2 separate regions of the Homo sapiens genome follow, and region 1 is linked to region 2. The links are chromatin loops, found by intact Hi-C in ENCODE. Cell type or tissue: GM12878. All regions are shown on one strand. Each heading gives the region's core, and the rest is flanking DNA. Links, peaks and the distances in the headings are about the cores only.

What was found. A loop is a pair of places that touch in the nucleus more often than their neighbours do. Peaks named below come from ENCODE experiments on the same cell type or tissue, not always from the same donor. Only the 100,000 strongest peaks of a DNase experiment are listed, where the experiment ranks them.
Region 1: a loop joins it to region 2, with 2.8 times the contacts of the local background. A loop is called at or near these places in 24 of 110 quality-filtered maps.

What each region holds. Positions count from the first base shown.
Region 1 is chr7:89,620,014-89,625,398 of GRCh38, reverse strand. No RefSeq gene overlaps it. Among named protein-coding and RNA genes, the nearest start is that of STEAP1, 530 kb to the left of the region's middle. RefSeq lists an enhancer at 360-1,559. In GM12878, for the core only: a CTCF peak has its summit at 2,164 (motif pointing right); a DNase peak (open chromatin) is centred at 2,218.
Region 2 is chr7:88,792,582-88,797,966 of GRCh38, reverse strand. All of the region lies in intron 1 of ZNF804B (zinc finger protein 804B), which reads right to left. TEX47 (testis expressed 47) reads left to right here and starts at 2,230. Exons shown (of 2, transcript NM_152706.4): 1 at 2,230-2,327; 2 at 2,921-3,861. The coding sequence starts at 3,025. The coding sequence ends at 3,786. In GM12878, for the core only: no CTCF peak of the experiment used is centred there; no DNase peak of the experiment used is centred there.

The sequences.
Region 1 (5,385 bases), core at 68-5,067, 830 kb before region 2:
ATACTCATTCGACCCAAACTTTGGCCAGAATATTGAGGGTTTGAGGATGGGTCTGAGTCCAAATAAAACAGTAATATTTTATCATTTGTTGCTTTTTCCTCTGTTTAGTCCTTTTATTATCCTTCCAGTGTTTTAGCATGAGACTAGGGGGCTACCTGGGGGGATATCTTTGTTACCATCTTTATCCCCCTTGCTCCCTGTCTTGCTTGGGGTATTTCCCATCTTGATGGTTTGGGATAAGGTTCAAGGTTCAATTTCCCTTACTGGAAATTTCTCACCTTTTGGGGTGAGGCTCAATTTCCCCGCTGGAAATTTCTTGCCTTTTTGAGGTGAGGCTCAATTTCCCCACTGGAAATTTCTTGCCTTTTCTACTACTGGAGGTTCATGTGAGGTTGAAACCCCCCCAGTGGAGACGTCTCGCCGCTTTTTAACCTCTAAGCCACCCCAACCAAGGAGTACTTCACCACCACACCCCCCTCCGAGGGGGTCCTGACCACCAGGGAAATACTGTACCGGCTCCCGTGGCTTCTCCTTCCTTGGTCTGTGCGCAGAGTCATCGCAGCAGTATCAGGATCCTTTAAGCTAGGTTGCTGGCCAATCTTTTTTTCTTTTTTCTGCGTTGTTCAGTGCTCAGGTTATTCCTCGCACTGGGTGGGTTCTGATTTCTCACCCCTGAGGCTGCCACAAGGAGCGGGGTGTGTACTTCCTCATGAGAGAGAACCAGAGACCATCCCCAGAGGGAAATGTAATTGTGGGCGAGCCCCCAAATTGTTATATATAAAGTTTCGGTGCCACAAAATAAATAGCACTTGAATATAAATTTTTCTTTTTAATTCTCAGCAAGGCAAGGTACTTCTATAGAAGGGTGCACCCTTACAGATGGAGCAATGGTGAGCGCACACTTGGACAAGGGAGGGGAAGGGGTTCTTATCCCTGACATACGTGGCCCCTGCTGCTGTGTCATTCCCCTATTGGCTAGGGCTAGACTACACAGGCTAAACTAATTCTGATTGGTTAATTTAAAGAGAGTGACTCAGTGAGTGGTTTGGTGGGGAAAAATGGTTATGACAGAGCAGGGTAATCGGAATGAGTCAGGGAGGAGCAGGTGATTGAAATGAGTCAGGGTGGAGCAGGTAATCGAAAAAGGTTGCTTTATGAGGAAGTTAAGTTTAAAAGTAGAAGGTAAAGAATTGAACATACTAACATATCGATTATTTGAAAAGAAATTTAGAAGTCATAGCTAAAACTTTGTATGTAATGTGATCTTTTCCTATAGTTGCCTTTTAGATTTTTTGTTTAACATTGCCCTTCAGCACTCTGGTGACTATATGCCTTGGTGTAGTGTCCATTTTTTATATTATCCCAAGAATGTTCTCTGGATGTCTTGTATCTAAATGTCTACCTCTAGCAAAATTTTAAAAAATTGAATTATTACCTCAAATATATTTTCCAGTTTTGCTTTTTCTCCTTCTCTCTCAGGAATGCCAATAATTCACAAGTTTTGTCATCTTACATAATTCCATATTTCTTGAAGATGGTTCATTTTCTAAATTCTTTTTTCTTTATTTTTGTCTGACTAGGTAAGCATGAATGACTGGTCAAGTTCTGAAATTCTTTCTTCTGTTTGGTCCAATTAATTGATAAAGGTTTCAGTTATATTTTTAAATTCCTTAAGGGAAATTTTCAATTTAATATATTTATTTATTCATTCATTTCCTGTATTGTTTAGAAGGTTTTTTTTTCTTGTTGTTGATTTCCACCTTGTCTTGGATCTCATTGAGCTTCCTTGCAATCTATGATTTGAATTCTTTGTCTATCATTTCTCAGTTTCCATTTTGTTTAGGGACCATTTCTGTAGAGACAGTGTGATAGTTGGGTGGTGTTAGTGTGTTCAGATTTTTCATGTTTGTCAGAATTCTTATGCTGGTTCCTTCTCATCTGGAAATGCTAGCACTTCTAGTTTATAATTATTTTCATGCAAGTAGGATTTTAAATTTTCTTTCAATAATATTACTGATTTTTTTCTTTCCTTTCCCCCTTTCCTTAGGGTGTGTGACTTTAGAGAATATTGAGTAGGGTGTTTTGGCTTTGCTTCTACATCCCTACATGCTTCTTTTGACAGGTTTTATATTGAGTTGTGCAGTTTGACGTACAGCCAGTAGATGGCACTTATGGGTAAGAGCTGGCTGCAGTTAACATGGCTGGATATATACTTGATCCTTGCTGACCAAAAGAAGCTCTCTACATGGAGTGCACAGTGTTCTGAGCTCAATGCCAAGCCCTAGATGGGTGAGAGATGGATGAGGCTAGATTGGGAAGCACTGACCACCAGTCCCCTGATGGCAGGCATAAGCACCAGTGCTGAGGAAGAATCCAGTGGGTGACCAGCAAGTTCCCAGATGTGTGCCTAGGAATGGAGCTGGGAAACCTCCTTAAACCAAAGTTCTCTGAACAAGCTGGGGATAGGGGTGGCCTAAACTCCTAATCAAGGAGAGTGGATGCTACAGGTACTTGGAGATCTGCCTGGGCATGGAGTTGATAGAACCCTGCTGCACCACAGCCTCTGTACTGGAAGGGTGGGGCATCTCAAGCTGGTAATACGGATGAACTGGTGCTCCAGCTGCCTGGAGATCTGCCTGGGCTTGGGTTGGATAGGGCCCTGCTTCCTCACAGTCTCTGCAAGGAATGGTTTGGCAGCGTAGGCTGTTGATTCAGGTGAGCAGATGCTCTGAATGCCTGAAAATTTGACTGGGTGTGGAGTGGAAAGGGACCCTGCACAAGGATCTTTTTACAGGACAGGTGGTGTGACTTAGGCTGCTGAACAAGGCAAGTGGGAGCTCTGAATGACTGGAGTGCAACCTGGGTATGAAGCAGAGAGGCCTGCTGCTCTAGGATCTCTGCACAGGCAGGGTGAAGTGGCTCAGGCTACCAATCTGGGTGAGCAGGTGCTCCAAATGCCTGGAGATGTGCCTGGGTGTGGAGCGGACGGGGCATTGCTGCACCGTGATCTATGTTGAGGAAGGGTATGGTGGCTCAGGCTGCCTAACCAAGCAAGCAGTTACTCAAAATGCCTGGAGATGTGCCTGGATGTGGAGCAGAGAGTGTCCCATCCCCCACATACCACAATCTTTGCACAGGAAAGGCAGGGTGGGTCAGGTTGCTGGTCCAGGTGAGTAGGTGCTCTGAATGTCTAGAGATATGCCTGAGTGTGGAGAAGAGAGCATTGCATTGTACCATGGTTTATGCTCAGGAAAGGTGGCATAGCTCAGGCTGCTGAACCAGGCCAGTGGTTGCCCTGAATGCCTGAAGATCTGACTGGTTGTGAAGTGAAGAGGGCCCCCTTCACCAGGATCTCTGCACAGGAGGCGTGTGGTGCCTCAGATTACTAGTCCATGTGAGTGTATGATCCAAATTCTTGGAGATCTGCCTGGGCATGGAGCAAAGAAGACATCATTGCACCAGGATCTATGCCCAGGAAGAGTGGGGTGGCTCAGGCTAGTGGTCCAGATAAGCGTGTGTTCTGAATGGGTGAAATTCTACCTGGGGTTGAAGTGGAGAGAGCCCCACTGCACTGTGATCTCAGGGGAGCAAGCTGGGGCACCCAGCAATAACACACACAGACTGGTTCCAGATTGCCAAACTGGCCTTGGCTTCAATTCTGTTTCCCACTGTAGCTGTGGCAGCACTCCTCCCACCCTAAGCCTGTGATAGGGGAAAGCACAATTCTTATGCCTAATGTAGAGGTGCTTTTCACAATTCTGGCTGTGGGGGCCGCTACCACAATCCAGAGCAAGTGCCCCAATCTCTGGCCTGAGACAAAAACACCTGCATGACCACACTGCCTTTTTGCCAAAGAATGGTTGACTTTGTGTGCACCCAGATTAAAAATGACACCCTGCTCTTGGTCCAAGGTCTGGGAAAATATCTGTAGCTTTTCCCCATGTCTTTTCCTCTCAGTCCTCCAAGGCTCTCCCTATGTTAGCTCCAAGGCTTGGGAGAAACGAAGTGCTCTCTCTTGGCCTGGGTTTCTCCGATCCCCAGTGGAAAGGTAAGTCACGGAGGAAGGCTCTCTGCCTCCCTCCTGTACTGTACTCACTTTTATCAGCTGGATTCCATCACAGAGGCTGTTTGCCAATGTTTTCCTCCCCAGAATCTTGGTTGTCCTTCAAGATTCCAGTGGATTCCTGTTTTCCTTTTTGAATTAAAGCTCCCAGAGTTGATCTTTATGTACCGTTTTCCTGTTTTCAAGTGGCTGAGGCACACTAAAAACCTCTTATCTGCCATCTTGGAGAAAATTTTTAAAAACTTGCTTTATCAATTTTTATGCTAAAGTATAAGGTGAAGAAGCCAGTCCCTCACAAATTAATTTGTCTACTACCTTATTGACAGCATGGAGTTCCAGAACACTGCTGTTAGGCAGTGAAGTCTCAAAGCCTCTTTTTTCCCACCATAAGAGTCCGGAGGTAAAGGTTAGGGACAGATCTGTGTAACATTTTAGAACACAAAACTAATCTATTGTTACAGAAATAAGTATATAAAAATAAAATAAAAATAATATAAATAAATACAATTAAAGAAAAACCTAATTTATAGTTATGAAAATTTGATCTATAATTGCTTGGGAAGGTGAATAGGGAAGAAATGATTTGAAGTGGGAATGAGGACAGTCTGAGTGACAGAAATAATTTTATGTCATGTGTTATAAAACCTCAAATTTTGCACTTAAAACTGGTTTATTTTATTGTATTTAAATTATGCTTCAATACAGTTGAAAAAATACTTAACAGAGTTAAAAGACAAATCACATTATAGAAAAGTATTTTCAATATGTGTGCAAGACCAAATGCTCAATTGTTTAAAATATGAAGAGGACTAATTAGAAAATTCAAAAAAATTTAATAACCCATAGAAAAGTAGGCAAAGAATAGACATAAAAAGACAACATGTGAAAAGATGTTCAATTTACTTGGAAAAATTTAAATTAAAATAATGAGGCATAATATATTTACCTAAATACTTAGTAGACATCAAAAATGTTTGACAAAAATTGTCAGTGAGGTTTCAGAACATGCCTTTTTATATATTTTTTGTTGAGGGACATTTTGATAAAATCTATGAAAAGAGCTATATCTTTCTTTTCATGTAGGACTGTTACTAATAAACTAACATATGTCTGAGTTGACTTATATACAAGAACATTTCTTGCAGTGTTGTTTATAATCACATAATTACAGAAATAACATAATGACTACAATATTTGGCAGGCTAAATAATTATGTTACATCCACAATAGGCATGGACTAATATAGAGCCCTTACAAAGAACAAAATAGATTTATGTGAACGAATTAGGGGTTCCCAGGCATCCAGATATAAATGGTTAAGG
Region 2 (5,385 bases), core at 163-5,162:
TATTTATTCTGAGATTCAGGGAATCCAAGAAGATAGTGGGAAACTGACAAGGTGAGTTAACAATCTTGTTCAAAACTTGATAGTACATCACTCTCATTTGCTGTGGCAATTCTTTATATTTTGAGAACATAATTATAATAAAAATATGTAAATGAAGTCAACAGAAAGTTGAGGTGGAACAGTACATCCTGGGGTTAGCCTTATCTTGAGGGATAGTTCTCAGCCATGTTAGGGAAGAAATTGGGCTGTCAGTAAGGAACAGTTTCATGAAGAGGAAGAATCTCACCTGTGTATAAAAGACTAGTTTGAGTTTGTGCACTGAAAAGGGGCTCCTGGGTAGCAGTACCTCATAAATTCTCCTACTGACTTTGATCAGTAGCTGTGTTAGGTAACAAATCACACCATTGCCTGTCCCCATGTTCTCTCTGGTTTAATCCATGACTGGAAATTGGAAATAAATACCAGAAGTCACTCTGGATGTGGTGAAGGCAGAGGCTTTGCCTCCCAGCATTCTATGGAGGGAAAGAAAGCAGGGAGGACTTTGTAAAATGAGAATCTTTTTAACTTTATAAAGTAGATGTATCAAAGGGCTTATGGTTTCACACTCTTAGCTGAATTTGTGGGGTGGAGAAATCTAGAAATACTGTGGGTAGAGACCCTTATTATAATCCAAATAAAGAAGTAGGACTATGAAAGAGGTAGTGTAAATCAAGAACCCTTAAGGCATATTAAAGTGAGTAAAAAGACTTAGTAAAAAGAATAGAGTTGGAGTATATAACTTGGATGAAACATGAACAAATAATACCAAGGATTTTGGCCTGGGAACTGAGAGGAAAAAACATGTTAATTTAGACACAAGTGGGGTATTTGTAAAGGGAAACATGTTTAATAAGGAAAATAATTGTTTAAATGTTTTCATTTTAAATTTGAAAAGACAGAGTTACATCCAAGGAGAGAAGAGTTGTGAATAAGTGACTGGAGATAATAATTTGAGAATTTTCTGTGCAAAAATAATCTAGAATGGGAGCTCAGTTTTTTCTTCTTTCTCAACCCCAATTAACTAGTTGTGTCTACCTTGAGACTCAGATTGAAAAATATTTTTAGTCCACAGGTAAGCTCAGAAGGAAAGCCCCATGATCAATTTCCAATTTCAAACGTGCAATCTAGTGGCAAGAGTGGCTTTAAGGACCACTTACCTGCCCTCACAAAAGAGACATATAGATGGTGCTGAGCTAACTGGGCAAAGAAGTAGAGCGAGAGATCCAACCACATCATGAGCGCAGAGCCTAAGTATTTTCCAGAGTTGGATGTGAGAAGGTATTGCCGGGCAAGGCCTCATACAGAGATTTAGAAAGAAATCCAAGAAAGTGCAGTATCATAGAAACCAGGAGAGGAGAGAAGGCCATAATGAAGGCTCTGGTCAACATGGACACTTTCTTCCAACAAAGCTGTAAGAAGAATGAGAGTGAGATAATAACTAGACTGGGCAATGACATGGTTTGGCACCATGGTTTACATCTTCGGAAAGATTGTATTGCTTCAGGGAGTGATAAAGTGAATCACAATGAGGAAGAATAGTCCATTTTTATGTATTACACAATTAATTAATTATTAAGTCACCTCTCTGCCTTCATTTACTTGGATAATTTATCATTGTATTATCATTAAAATTAGATCATTAGTTTGGATAATACAGAACTCAGGGAAAAAATTATTCTTAGGTTTCATTGTTAAAAATTGAATAAACGTTTTTTAAACTTGTTTTAAAATTACTGTTTAGAACTCATGTGGATGCAATTTTAAGAGATGCATCTCTTAAGACACAATTTTAAGAGGTGCATCTCTTAAAATCACATTAAGTTAAGTAAGCCAAATCTTACTATAGAACTTTCTCATCATATATTCACCATTAGATAGATTCAGATATGTGTTCCTGAAGTCTTTAGTTAGTGTCTAAGTAGAACAGAGGAGTTCTACAACCATACTTTTTATTTATCAAACGGAAAAAAAGAAAGGAAAAAGATGTCCAGATTCTCACCATCTGTCTGACTTACAAATGCACCTGACTAAAAATAAACCATTCAGGAATAAGCCATTCACACTTCCTCTGCAGTGACTTTGAAGTGTTTGTCGAGATACCCGTATTAAGAAACTTGGCGCTCTGGTCCTTTAATGGTGCTGACATTCTGACTCACGTATGCCCGAGGGAAGGCAGAACACAGGACAGCTGAGAACACCAGAGGACTGGCAGTTGGGAGCCTGATGGAGGACAAGTAGGGCCTCGAGGACAGGTGCGTGACAGAAGCACAGGAAAAAAAAGAAAAATGGTAAGTTGACCTGGAAAAAAAAATTGAGGAGATTTGTAAGCAGAGTAAGTTAAAGTAGCAGAATACTTTCATGTAGCCCTTACAACAACAAAAACAACAAGAAAACAAATAAAGGGGGGAGAAATGAATCATTTCTGAGATTCGTCGATAGGAGAAAAAACAAAGAACCAAAACTTTTCCCTTGAAATGTTTACTGTTATTATTCAAGGAACATTATTAACTATTAGTGACATGACTAAAGGTTACATAAGCTAATTAGGACTTAAAAAGCCTTGGATTTTTTTTTAAAAGTTATAGATCAGTTAGATTTGTAAAAGAAACTGGAAGAATTACCATAAAATACCATTTTTAAAAAATTTGGCTTATAAAGGACAATCTGTAATCACCATTACATGACATTTACAAAGTTTTTTCCTAGGATATTATTTAACTCTTTCGTTGTAAACTTTTAAAAAAGTCTATAGTTTGAGTATTGTTTTAACATTGTCTTTCATTTCAAATACATTGTTTCCTGATAAAACTGGCAAAAGATTGGGATTTTACTATTTAGTAACATTTGACAAACCGTGATTTACTCTTTTTTTTTTTGTCAGAAGAAATAAAAACACGAGTTCATCAGTAAAGAGGTACCCTGGCAGCATAAATATTATGATAAGCTAAAAGCTGGAATCATCTGGAAAAATAAATAAGACTCCTCATGTCCTTTTCGGTCCATAACCAGAAGGGCAGCAAAAGGCCTTTGCCACTGGAACCTCTTCTTTTTCTCCAAGTCCCACGTAGCAATTACCTGCACTTTCAAGAAGAGAAACAACGACTACACCTAAAGAAATTCCTTCTTGATAGGATGTTTCTAGTGGCCAAGATACAAGCAAATGTAGAAAGAAAAGATGTTGCTGACTACTATGAACAAATGTTTCAGTCAGTTTTGAAACATCACCTAGGAGAAGCAGTGACAGGATTGCTGCTCATCTATCCCACTTCCATTCTGCATATCCTCGAGTCCTCCAGCGACACTCTCTACAAAGTTCTTTTAGATTATATTGGCCATGTCAAAGATGAAACAGTATTTTTTATTCAACAAATGAAAATTATAGTCATTTCTCATAACATTCCAATGAGGCTTTTTATGCAATGGCATGTTTCAGTGATAAAAGTTCCAGTTATGTATCTCGACGATGTGACACAGTCACAGTCCCTAAAGGAGGTCATCACAGATTTTCTCACACAAACTCATAAACTGTCACTCTACCTTTGCCAGACTATGAAAGTAGGCACTAAAGGACCAGGCGATAACTTACACCAAGTTGCACCTGACCTACTCCTCCCAGAACAAATCATAAAGTACTTGTGCAAATCCGAAGAATTCATGGACCCGGCAACATTTATAAACATGTATAATAGACCCATACACATCACTCTGGATTCTGAGGTGGTATGGCCTGCTCCTTCACGTTTCTAGGATTGAGAGGGATAATGTGCCCATGTCTCTTAAGGAGTTTGTGCTACTTAAATAAAAAAAACATTTTTAAAGTTACTGGTGTCTTTTAAAAGAAACAGAACATTGCAATATACACAGAGGTAATATATTAATCTTTATAGAGTATGTTGAGCTAAACTTTAAAATGTATCTATTTGTTGTGGTATTAAGTTCAATACATTATTTTACTAGGTAGATGGGTTTAATAAGTTTATCATAAGCTCTCAAATATTAACATCATTTTCATGAATTGACACTTTTCAAAAAAAAGTATGGCTGAAAAAAGACAAACGGAATTCAGATTATCATCCAATCCCTCAAGAGTTAATAAACAGTCACTACTACATAGCAGAAGTATAGTGTTCTGAGGGTACAAAATCGAGAAGAAAAATCCCACCCTTGAGTTGCTTGCAACCTCAGGTTAGAGGCAAGTACATGTAGAAGTAGTTACGATATGACATATAATGTAATATAATATATCATTATAGTAGCAGTATATAGGAAGGGCTTTGAGAGCACAAGTAAAGGAATAATCACTGTATAATTCCTGCATTCAGAAAACAAAATCTAATTATTGAAAATATTTCCAAAGCCCACATATTCTGGCCTATATAATCAAGAATATTGAGACCATTATAAAGCTACAGAAAACAATAGCTATTCGGAATGAAATGAAAATACATTATCAGGTGGCATTGTGCTACTCCATGCAACATCATTTATTGAACATCCCTCTATGTTACAAACATTTGCCAGGCACTGAGGAATATGGCAGGGTACACAGAAAACATTATCTGCCCACTATTAACACTTACTTCTAAATGATTTTATGTAAAATAAACAATCTGGTTATTTTCTCAATTCACTTTCTAGAAAGCAACTAATTATATATAATTTCTATGTGACCAATTTCAAGTTGATCCCTTCTTTTATCCAGATGAATATTTTTTGCATTGTTTAAAAGTTTTTAGCTTGTTTAAACAATTAATTGACATCAATATTTTGAAAACTGCAATGATATTTGTCCCAAATCACCTTAACATCTTACGAAACCAACTTTGGAGTTAATGGAGAAAATACTTATCATTATAGTTTTATTTTTTATTATTTTTTTTTCATTTTTAGCTTCTTTGAGGACAAACCAATCTCAGTGTGCACCTCAATTTTTCATTTGAAGAAAATTTTGTTCTGCATATGAAAATACTGACCAAATTGTATGTAACAAACAAAATGTATATAATAAACAAAAATGATATGCATCATTGTTACATAACAGAATCAAATTTTAGGGAAGACCATTCTATTTTCCAAATTTTGTAATACTTCATTAATTAGAATGGTATTTTTCAGTTTTAACTGAAGTTTCTTTCAAGTTAGTAACAGAAAAAAATGTTTAAGATAAAATGAGAATTCTTCTAGCTAAGAAAGAGTATATAACTTTCAAAATTTATATCAATTTAGAAAAAAACACCTAATATTAAACAGCATTATGCTGTCTATTCTTTGAACTGTGAAAAAGACACAGGGGCATGTCAATAGTAAATGATTAGTGATAAACTGACTGGAAACGTAAGTAAATAT